2 separate regions of the Mus musculus genome follow, and region 1 is linked to region 2. Evidence: chromatin contacts called from ENCODE Hi-C data. All regions are on one chromosome and are shown on one strand. Each heading gives the region's core, a stretch centred on a gene start or an enhancer-like site at or near the end of the contact. The rest is flanking DNA. Distances are from core to core; before and after follow the strand shown. Region 1 has its middle 51 kb from the start of Gm34542. Region 2 has its middle 25 kb from the start of Gm17619.

Region 1 (5,450 bases), core at 1,957-4,456, 48 kb after region 2:
GGGATTTACAGGCACACTTGTCTCAAAAGCCTAGGACTTGGGGCCTGATTCACCCTTGTGGGAACATCACATCATGGCTCATAAGTAACTGTACTTACATGTCAATCAAAAATGAAATAAAAACACCAACAAAGAGTCCTGTGTTTCCCTGACCCTGGGCCTTTTAATTTCTCTTGCTTCTCCCTTACCTTTGCCAGTCTGGGCAACCATTGATCTCAGAGAAACTGACATCTTTCCTAAGCATCTCTAGTAGAGTCCTGGGGAAGAGACTCTTGCTGGCCAAGCTGGGGGACATGCAGGAGTCATCTTGGTTCAAAGGTCAAAGGAGGGCCAGCCCCACAGGATCACCTAACTTTCTCCTAAGGCATTCACAGGATCACCCTAGGCATGGCTGTTCTGGGAGGCAGAACACTTTGGTGAGGTTGAGTGTGGCCCCGTGAAGGAGAGAAGGTAGAACAACCCCCCTCTCTCCTCATAACAGATTAAAAGGTCTCTGGATGTTTCCAAATGCCCCTTGCGGGAGGAAGTGACCCCTCCAGCGCCACAGATGGAGTAAGAATGTAGAAGCGCTCTACACTTGAGTTGTAGCTCAGTGCTAGGTTACTAACCTAGTGTGTGCGAGATCTGTCAGCATCACACAGGAAAAAACTCACTGGTCAGCTTTCTGTTACTATTACAAATACTGGAGACAATGGCTTTATAAAGCAGAAAGGTTTGCTTGGGCTCATTTAGTTTCAGAGATTCCAGTCTGTGGTTGGCTGGCTCTGTTGCCAGCCTTGGACACGCCCCCAGCAACTTGAAGACCTCTTAACCATGACCACCTCTTTAAAAGTCCCATCAGGGCTGGTGAGATGGTTCAGTGGGTAAGAGCACCCGACTGCTCTTCCGAAGGTCCGGAGTTCATATCTAGCTCTCAAATTTAGGAAGTAGTTTCCCATGGGAATGGAGACTGGTAAGCCAATGGCTCCTACACTGTTAATGTCCCGAGGGGTGTACACAGCCTTACTGCTAACCTCAGCCGTGACTGAAAGTCATTGAGGCCGTTTACAGTTCCTTCAAAATAATTCTAGAAGGGAATTCATAAAAATGGGTAACATCTGGAGAGATGGCTCAGCGGTTAAGAGCACTGACTGCTCTTCCAGAGGTCCTGAGTTCAATTTCCAGCAACCACATGGTGGCTCACAACCATCTGTAATGAGATCTGATGCCCTCTTCTGGTGTGTCTGAAGAGATCGGCAGTGTACTTACATACATTAAATAAATAAATAAATAAATAAATAAATAAATAAATAAATAAATATTTTAAAAAATGGGGCTAGAAAGATGGCTCAGTGGTTAAGAGCACTGGCTGCTCCTGGAGAGGACTCAACTTCTGATCCCAATACCCTACCCACACTGCCCCTCCTGACTACCCATGTAATTTTAGTTCCAGAGGATCTGACGCCCTCTTCTGGCCTCCCAAGGCACTGCACCACATGATGTACAGCCATTTAGGCAGACACTCATACACATAAAATAAAAATAAATAAATCTTGAGAGAGAAAAAAACCAACCCAGACATATTTATTTGTAAGCCTGTGAGTTGTCTATGGATACAGTCCCAGATCCGGAGGAACTGAGAAGCCCACTTCCCGAGGCGTATTGTAAACAGAAAGGAACGCCAAGACCGGTTTGGCCACACCTTGCGCTAGGTGCGTGATCTGTCTTCGGTTATTTGATCTCTTCCGTCCTGGTTGTCGCCAATCTTAAAGACGATTAATGATGCCAGACCAATTAATGATGTATGTGAGACTCCAAAATGCCAGGGAGTTGGGGTGTTATTTAAGCTCGTTCTTCAATTATTTGACTAAGAGGCACACTTGAGTGATTTCTTTTAGAATCAAAGCCTTACTTCTCTCCCCCTCCCCCTCCTCCTCGTCCTCCCCGCTTCCTTTTCATTTGTTGGCTAACACAGAGAGAGCAATGTTATGGTAAAAGGGATCCTTTTTCATTTTTTTAGATCGTTCTGAGAGGTAAGTTTTGCTCACCTGGTTTATTGCCAATCTCTTGCGTTCCCGGTGTTGAAAAAACAGAGGGGTAAGGTAGGGCTTATTTACAGTTCAGTGGTTCCTAGAACCAACACAACTGTTCCCTCGTGGAGACAGAAATTATGTCCCAATGAAACGCACCGAATATAGTCTCAATTCTGTGACTCCGTTCCCTCTTGCTAACACTCCAACCAGTTAAATCGGGGAGATTTAAGCTCCTGGTCTTTGTCTGAACACATCGGAAAAGCCAGAAAACGTTGGAACAAATTGTGGAGCCCAGTTGTAAGCGAAGGGCGGAAAAGCAGTCCAGAAACAAATGACCTAATCCGGTGTCAGAGGCAGCGGCTTAATGACTCCTGTCTGAAGAGAGACTTCCAGGACGGGTTCCTTCCTAAGTGAGCAGGAGAAAATTGGCCTTTTTGATGTAAGGCAGTTGAGGGAAAATTTCTGCTTTTGCCTCTAGGAGTAAATGTGCTTTGATTCTGATTAGATTTGTAATTTATTAAGCTTCTCCTTGCTGTTTGCACTTAGAGATACCAAGTTTGTTCTTTCTACTTGTAGAGACAGGCTTTTTTTGGGGGGGGGGCAGGGAGGTGACATTAGTTATTGTCATTGCCCCTTAGGAGGTTTTTAGTTTTAGTTGTTTTACTTCTGAACCTTGTTGCAGGGGCTGGGAGTCAGCTGTTAGAATGCTCACCTAGCAGGCGGAGGCCCTGAGCTCAGTCAACAGAACCTTGTAGGAGTAGTGGGCTCCACTGTCCTGCCAGCGTTTGGGAGGCAGAAGCAGGAGGATCAGAAGTTCAAGTCCACCCCCAGCTTTCTAGTAAGTCCAAGGCCAGCCAGGGCTACAGGAGACCCTGTCTCAAAACAAAACAACAACACACAAAAAAAAAAATTGCGACAGGGAACACATACACTGTAGAAGTTGTAAAAACGTCTCCCAGGATGCTATCTTCTCACCAGAAGCTTTTGTGTGCATTCTGGAAAATTCCAGTGTTTATGAAGTTGGAGGCTCCACGCTGATATTTATCAGGATTTAAATTTGAATCATGCATAGCACAGGAAAAAAAAGAATGGGGGCAGGGTCTTGATTTTTATTATGTGTTTGGAGAGGCGCTTCAGTGTTTACAGTCTGGGAACAGGATCCCAGCGGAATCCTTTCTGTTGTCAGGGAGGGGCCAACATTCCCGTGTCCACCCACTCACCCAGAGGCAGCCTGGTTTTGGAGTGGAAATAACACTCTTATACCTAATAGGACCCGGGAGATCTGCCCCGACTGCCTGCCGGTTTCTACAGTTGGAAATTACAAAAGCCAGCAGCCGATATCAACCTTCTGCCTGCTGACTTGCCAGAGAATCTCCCATCTCTTTCTCTTGGGCTACAAGGACTTCCTTCCTTCTGGACAAAATACTGGCATAGCCTAGGAGGTTGCAAGTTGGTTGCTGAGTCCATTGGGGTTTTGTTTACTGGTTTTGTTCTGAGTAGAGAACAGATCTTACATTTGGAGACTTTTGGAGACACGTGTGTCAAGAGGGGAGATAGATTAGAGTGTGTGCACTGGGGTGGAGCCGGTGGGTAGAATCACAGCGCTTCTCCCAGTGTGTTTTCAGATCACATATATTGACCACACATAGTGAGCAGGATTGGTTATTGCAAGCTTTGACCTTTATAAGCACGGGCCTGGGAATAATAACTCAAATGGTTCTTCAAGGTTCCCCGAGAACTCTGACCACACCCCATTTTTAAAGCTTAACATACAAGTGACTGGAACAGATTTCTCCCGATTCCCATAGATAATGTCTCCCAAAATACTTCATCTAAGTGAGTCACCGCTCACAGACTGACCAGGAAGCCAATGGCTACTCTTTTATTTTTGAGTCACTAGGGAAAAGCTGGAAACAAGGAAATTCAGCAGGGGCTGGGGAGACGGCTCAGTTGGCAAACTGCTTGATGCACAGATATAAAGCCCTGAGTTTGATTCCTGAGAATGCATGTACAATGCCAGGCATGGTGACCTACGTCTATAATCCCAGAGCTGAGGTACCAGAGGCAAGGAGGATCCCAAGGGCTTGCTGTACCAGCTATCCAGCCTGCTTAGGAGCTTTGGGCTGGGCAGTGGTGGCACACGCCTTTAATCCCAGCACTTGGGAGGCAGAGGCAGGTGGATCTCCGAGAGATGGAGGCCAGCCTGGGCTATGCAGTGATTTCCAGGACAGTCGGGACTACACGGAAAGACTTTGTCTAAAAACAAAAAGAACCAACCAACTAACCAACCAACCAATAAACAATCAGTCCTTTTCCCCAAACCATAACAAGGTGTGTGACTCAGTCATTAAAAGCCTTTAGCTGCTCTTGTAGGGGACCCGAGTTTGGTTCCCAGCACAAATGTGAGGAAACCACATGTTACTCCACCTCCCGGAGGTCTGGCTGTCATGAGTGCCTACATATGTGTGGACACAACCACTCATAAGCACAGACTGGTAATTAAGAAAATAATAAAAAGAAAAAAATTTAAAAGTGATTTGAGACAGGGTTCCTCTGTGTATGTAGCTGTGGCTGTCCTAGAACTCACTTTGCAGACCAGGCTGGCCTTGAACTCATGTACAGATCCACCTGCTTCTTAACTGCTGGGTCTAAAAGGAGTTCACCACCGCACTCAGCTATACATCTTAAAACAAAACAAACAAAAATCCAAGGTGGATAGTTTTTGATGTCCTCTGACTTCTGAACACTTATGTACACACACATGTGCGTGGGCACACATATGTGTATGAACCCACAGGACCATTGTTCATACTCATACACACAATATCTAAGCAAAAAACAACAAGAAAGCAAATGTTCTTTGACCTTCTTTTGTGCGGAGTAGAAAAGGAAAACAGACTGGGGACTGGAGCTAAGTGCTTCGGCTCCCATAAAACCACAAATCTGGGAATTAAGAAAACAGAGGAATATTTTCTCAGTGGTAGGAACAGTCTTGATTCTTAGCAGTCGGTTTGCCTGCTCTGTATCAAGGCTCGGTGTGTGGGGTGTGGTGTCAGCACATGTGATCTTTGCCATGACCAGGGTTCTCGGTGAAAAAACGTTCCAAGGATTTATTTTATTGGATTTGAACCCACTAAAATACAGCCTTTGAGCCCTGCACAAAATCTCACTGTTCCAATACCAAATGAACCCAGAGTTCATTGTCAAGCTTGCTGGAAGGTAGGGGGCCCGTGGCACCTGTAAGTGACAGGCTATTCTAATAAACAGCTCTCAGATGGGGTGCACTAGGCACGATCAAAGTTCAAGGGCTTTTTACAGTTTCAACAGGCCCCATGGCTTCACCCTGTGTTTACTTTCATTTCTGTCTAATCAGGGTTTAAGTTCTTACAGTGTACCTCGCAGAGGAGCTCAAATTCCCCAAGCCGGTAGTAGTCACAC
Region 2 (5,346 bases), core at 2,519-5,018:
TCTGAGCTGCCTGTTACTAGGTGGATAAAGAGGCGGACTGTTCACCTAATGGAATATTACTTGGAAATAAAAAGGAGGGAAAAAGTGACACAGGCCATGTGCAGTGCTGAGAACACACCATCAGGATGAAGCCAGCTGCCAGCTGCGAAGACTCACCCATTACATAATTCCTTTGAACGAAATGTTCAAAGTGGGCAGAGACATAAAGTGACAAAGAGAACCAGTAGTAGCCTGGGACCAGGAAGGGAGGGGGTGAGAAATGTTCAAAGTGGGCAGAGACATAAAGTGACAAAGAGAACCAGTAGTAGCCTGGGACCAGGAAGGGAGGGGGTGAGAAAGGCTTGCAATGGCACAGGCTTTCTTTCTGGGGTGAAGGGACTTGAATCAGGAAAGGGTGCCGGTCTCACAGTTTTCAGAACATTCTACAATGCCCGTGACATTGGTCACTTTAATTAAATGGGTGAAGTTGGGCTCAGTAGATGACTCAGTTGAGTGAGGGTGCCTGCTGCCAAGGTCGCGACCTGAATTTGATTCTCAGAACCCACATAGTGGGAAGAAAGAACCAATTCCTACATATTGTCCTTTAAATGCTATGCACATGCCTTGGCTCGTATGCCCCGAGTGCCACACACAATGGATGCAATTTTAAAAGGGCACGTGTTATTATGGGTGGATTATGACTTAGTTTTTAAAAGGAGGAAGGGCAGAAATGAAGAGTTCCATGACGTGCTCATCTCATTGGGAGCTTAATCTCCCCCAGACGGTCCAGACAGAAGGCACACAGTACTCTTGGCACACCTGCAAACCAGGCCCTTAAAACGGACACCACCAGGTTTTGTTCCAAGCATGGTGGCTTCTACCTGTTATCCCAGCTCATAGGCACAGGGAGGCAGTAGGATCAAGAGTTCAAGGTTGGGTGACTGCTCTTCCAGAGGTCCTGAGTTCAATTCCCAGCAACCACATGGTGGCTCACAACCATCTGTAATGGGATCCGATGCCCTCTTCTGGTGTGTCTGAAGACAGGTTAGCCTCAGCTATATAGTGAAATCCACAGATCCATCCAAGTTAGCCTGGCACACATGAGACGCTTCAAATAACAATGATAAAAAGGGCTTGTGAGATGTCCTGGTGGGTAAAAGTGCTTGTGCCCCAAGATCGGTGACTTGAGTTCCATCTCTGGACACACAGCACAGGTGGAAAGAAGTTGACCTTTGATCTCCACATGCACGCGGTACACTTGTATTCTGTCCCTACCCTGCATGCACACATGCACGCGTATAGATATACACACGTACACACATACACACACATAGTGACAATAGATTTAAACATGTAAAAGACACCCATATTTTGTGCGAAGTAGAATGAATGAGGTCTAAAGGCTCAGACTCGAGGTGAGGGAGCCCCAGAACGTGGAAGATGGACCACCACCTGCTAGGAGGCAAAGAACAACACTTCCATAAAGATTCTAGGGCACTGTGGCTCTACCACCTTGTTTCCGAACTCCCGTCCTCTGAAATTATTAGGCTGTGAATTCCAGTTGTTTTCAGCTCCCTGATTGATTGGTTATAGGTTGCATTTTTTGAGAAGTTAAGACAGAGCAATAGTGGGGTTTTTTTGTTTTACATTTCAAGAGCAATGGGGAAGCAGGAAACAAGGGGCTATGGTTATGGAGTGGGTGGGAGGTGTGCTGGCTAGTTTTAAGTCAACTTGTCACGAGCTAGAGCCATCTGAGAGGAAGGAACCTCAATTGAGGAAATACCTCCATGAGATCAGGCTGTATGCAAGCTTGGGCGATATTTTCATAATTAGTGATCAATGTGGGAGGGTGCAGCCATTGTGGGTGGGGCCATCCCTGGGCTGGTGGTCCCAGGTTCTACATGAAAGGAGCCTGAGCAAGCCAGAGGAAGCAAGCCAGTAAGTAGGGTCCCTTCATGGCCTCCGCATCAGCTCCTGCCTCCAGGTTCCTGCCCTGTGTGAGTTCCTGTCCTTATTTCTTTCAATGATGAACAGCAATGCAGAAGTGTATGTCAAATAAACCCTTTCCATACCCACTCACTGTTCAATCAAGGTGCTTTGTTGCATCAACAGAAACTTTGTCTAAGTCACTCCCTTGGTCACATTTGTCAGAGTATCTTGTCATAGCAACAGCAAATAAAACGAGGGGGATACATATGTGTGTGTGTGTATTATAGATACATACACATGGTTGCGAAAAGAGAATCATGTACTATGCGATGCCTTTAATTTATAGAATTACCTCCTCCTTGTTTCCTTCCCTCCCCCTTCCCCCACCTTACCTTTCTTAAACGCTTTCTTTTTAATTACATTGCCTAGCTGTGTATGCGCGTGAGCACGGGCATGTGCCTGCCGTGGCACATTGTGTGGAGGCCGGAGGCTTGCAGAATGCAGACACATGCATTCTAAATGGCCTCTCTCTGTATGTCAGTCCACGGTGGCACGTTCTCCTTTAAGACACTAACATCCAGCAGGACGTGACAAATATCCTCCTTATTCACTCACACACACAAGAGCCGAATAAAGACACACCCCTAATTTTAAAATCTCCTGAAATGAGCACGTGTAGCCCCACTCTCTTCTGCCTCAAACTATCCACCACCACCTCCCCGCCCCCACATGGTCAACACTGCCCTCTGTCAGCGCTAGACTGAGACTACCACAACCTCCTCACTTCTTATTCAGAGGAAGTGCTAAAATTCCCCATTATTTGTTGATCCCCGGCAGAGTGATAGAACCCTTAAGCCTAATTATGTGCCGAATGGCCGGGATGTTGGCAGAATGGTAAACTCCTTTGGCTAACGCCCGGCATATGTTGGAGGGATTCAGCTAGCTCACATATCTGTCTGTACTGTTAATAGAGTAGGTTCCATGCCAATTACTCAGGCATCCATCAGCTCGGCAGGGTACAATGGGCGCAGTGTTCACACACTGGATGGGTGCATTCCCATCTCCGCATCAGCAGCAGCTGGGCCAGATAAAGACCACTGGCCTTCCAGACTTAGGAGTGTGCTAGCACGGAGCCGAGCTCACACCATCTTCAAATTCCTGCAGGCATCTTTCACCTGGATTCTTCTGGGAGGGGGCGGGGGTGGGTGGTGAGGGGTGGGGTGGGGGTGGGGGATAGTGGGGGTGCAGCTCACTAGTCTTCAGTCATTTCCTGCTCAGACTTGCTGGCTGTCTGGGTGGAGGTGCAGAGGAAGAAAAGAGAAACAAACCACAAAGTTTCAGTGACAGAAGACACAATAACAGGAGAGGGTAAATAGATCCCAAAAAAGAGAGAGCCCGCTCCCCGCTCGCGCTCTGGCGCCTGGTTTTAGAACCATCGGTCTAGGATATCTTTCCCCACAAGAGTTTGTTCTTGTGCGGGAGGGAGCCTGCCTCTGCTCTCTTCCTTTTGATGTTTCTTCTTCGTTCCTTCTCCCTCTGACGCAGAAAGGTGGGTTGGAAATCTTGCAGTATCATCAGAAAAAAAAAGAAAAAAATAAAAAGATGCTGCTTCTGGTGGTATTTTTAACCAAGCACAGAAGCCGAAATGTCTAGAACGTGGATAGAGAAAGCCCCGGCTCTCTTTTCAGACTATCCTCCAATGTGGCGGGCACAGAGCGCCGCACCAGAGACGGGAGTCAAAATGGCAGATGTTGGAGGCTCGGGGTTGGGGATGGGGGTGGGAGGCAGATAATCTGAGGCTCGCCAGCGACTTCTCCCATGATTCCCATTCACCCTACTTCTCAGACCCCAGCGCGAAACAGTTGCTGTCCACTTGCCTAAGACTCCACAGCCAAGTCCCAGTGTAACAACAAATAAACAAAACCTAGTGGGTCCTAGGACCAGCCTCTCAGGGTCGCCTTGGCACTCGCTGGCCGGCCTCCTTTTTAAAAATCACCCACAGCTATTGAACAGGCAGATACTACATGCTAGTCATCATTTGCGTGTTATTTCAGCGGGTGTCTTCTTCCTCCGTCTCCCCGAGGAAAATACAGTAATTAACTCCATGCAGAAGGGGGAGGGGATCTCTCTCTCTCTCTCTCTCTCTCTCTCTCTCTCTCTCTCTCTCTCTCTCTCTCCTCCCTCCCTCCCTTCTCTGTTTTTCCCCCTCCTTAGGCTTGAAAAGAGATTCTAGCAGATAATTTGGCTGAACATGAAAAGGGAGACTCTGCTCACAGCCGCCCGGATAAAGTGCTAGGTTGGTGAAGCTCCGAGGACCGAGCTGGTTATTTCATGACATGAAAAGCAGACATTTATCTGTTCCCATGGAGATGCAATTTCTACTAGTCAATCAGGCCCAGGGGAGGTCAGACAATAGCCAGTAGGCCCCTTTTTTTCCATCTTGAGAGACACTTAATTCTGGTTGTATTTGAGTATTTTCCTAAATTTAAAGGCATCAAAAATGATCCCTCAGAAATACCTGTAAACTAAACTGTGACATTTTCAAGTGATCAAAACAGAGCTGGGAATTCCTGCTTCTCCAGAGAAGTTGGGATGTAGCCCCCCCCTTCGAGTTTCAAATCCTCCCTCTAGTATGTCACAATCCCTCTTTGCATAAATTTGGTTTCCAAACTTGACCCTAGCCTCCTTGAGAAAACAGTTCATGAGGAGATAAATTAAGAACCGAACCCCCGCCCCCCCCTCCCCCGCTCCAGCACAGTTGTGGGGCAAGAAGGAGGCTCCCGGTACACCATCATCCTGGAAACCAGAGAAGGGCACACCAGAAGCGAGCACAGCCCAGAACTGCCGTGGCTTCAATAAATTATAAACTGGGTTCTCCGTATTTCCTCGCCTGAAAACTATACCCACAGCAGCGATCACGACTGCTCTGCTCTTCTGTATCTGTTATCAATCCCAGAACACACGAATCATGTTCATTAGCAAATCGTGTTTTTATTGCAGTAAATGCTTGGCGAAGTGAGTCTCTCTCAAACACATGGAGACTTTTTTTTTTTTTTAACACAATCTCACAAGTGTCTTTTCCTCCCTCCTCCCCTTTGATCGCTTTTACGCATGCCTGAGGCAGAAGAAAATGGAACAGAGGGCTTCCAAGAGCTAATTGGGGAGGGAGAAGGCGTTTACAGAGATCCTGTTTCTAAACGCTGTTTGCTGGTCCAGCCCCCATCGGAGAGCCACACGACCCGACGTGACCTAAAACAGGATGGTGACGCAACAGAATGGACCTAGCAAGATGGCATTTTATCTCTCAGCAACTTCACTCCGGTTAATGGAGCCGCTCAAGTGCTGCTCAAATGCACGTCAGGAGCGCAAACCGGAGGCTGCGGGGTTACAATCCGGAAGCCTCAGGGTCTCCCTCCTCTCCAGGAGCCAGCAGGGAAC

The links. A loop is a pair of places that touch in the nucleus more often than their neighbours do.
Region 1: a loop to region 2 is called in a map of heart, with 2.3 times the contacts of the local background. The contact joins two enhancer-like sites. A Hi-C loop is called at or near these places in 6 of 37 maps with a recorded cell type or tissue (heart and left cerebral cortex).

Annotation. Positions count from the first base shown.
Region 1 is chr2:170,265,070-170,270,519 of GRCm38, forward strand. No RefSeq gene overlaps it. Among named protein-coding and RNA genes, the nearest start is that of Gm34542, 51 kb to the right of the region's middle. Within about 2 kb of position 3,207, at least 1 of the 3 ENCODE cell types and tissues checked has a DNase peak (open chromatin) inside an H3K27ac peak, as active enhancers do; it is heart, where a contact is called at or near this core.
Region 2 is chr2:170,216,008-170,221,353 of GRCm38, forward strand. No RefSeq gene overlaps it. Among named protein-coding and RNA genes, the nearest start is that of Gm17619, 25 kb to the left of the region's middle. Within about 2 kb of position 3,769, at least 1 of the 3 ENCODE cell types and tissues checked has a DNase peak (open chromatin) inside an H3K27ac peak, as active enhancers do; it is heart, where a contact is called at or near this core.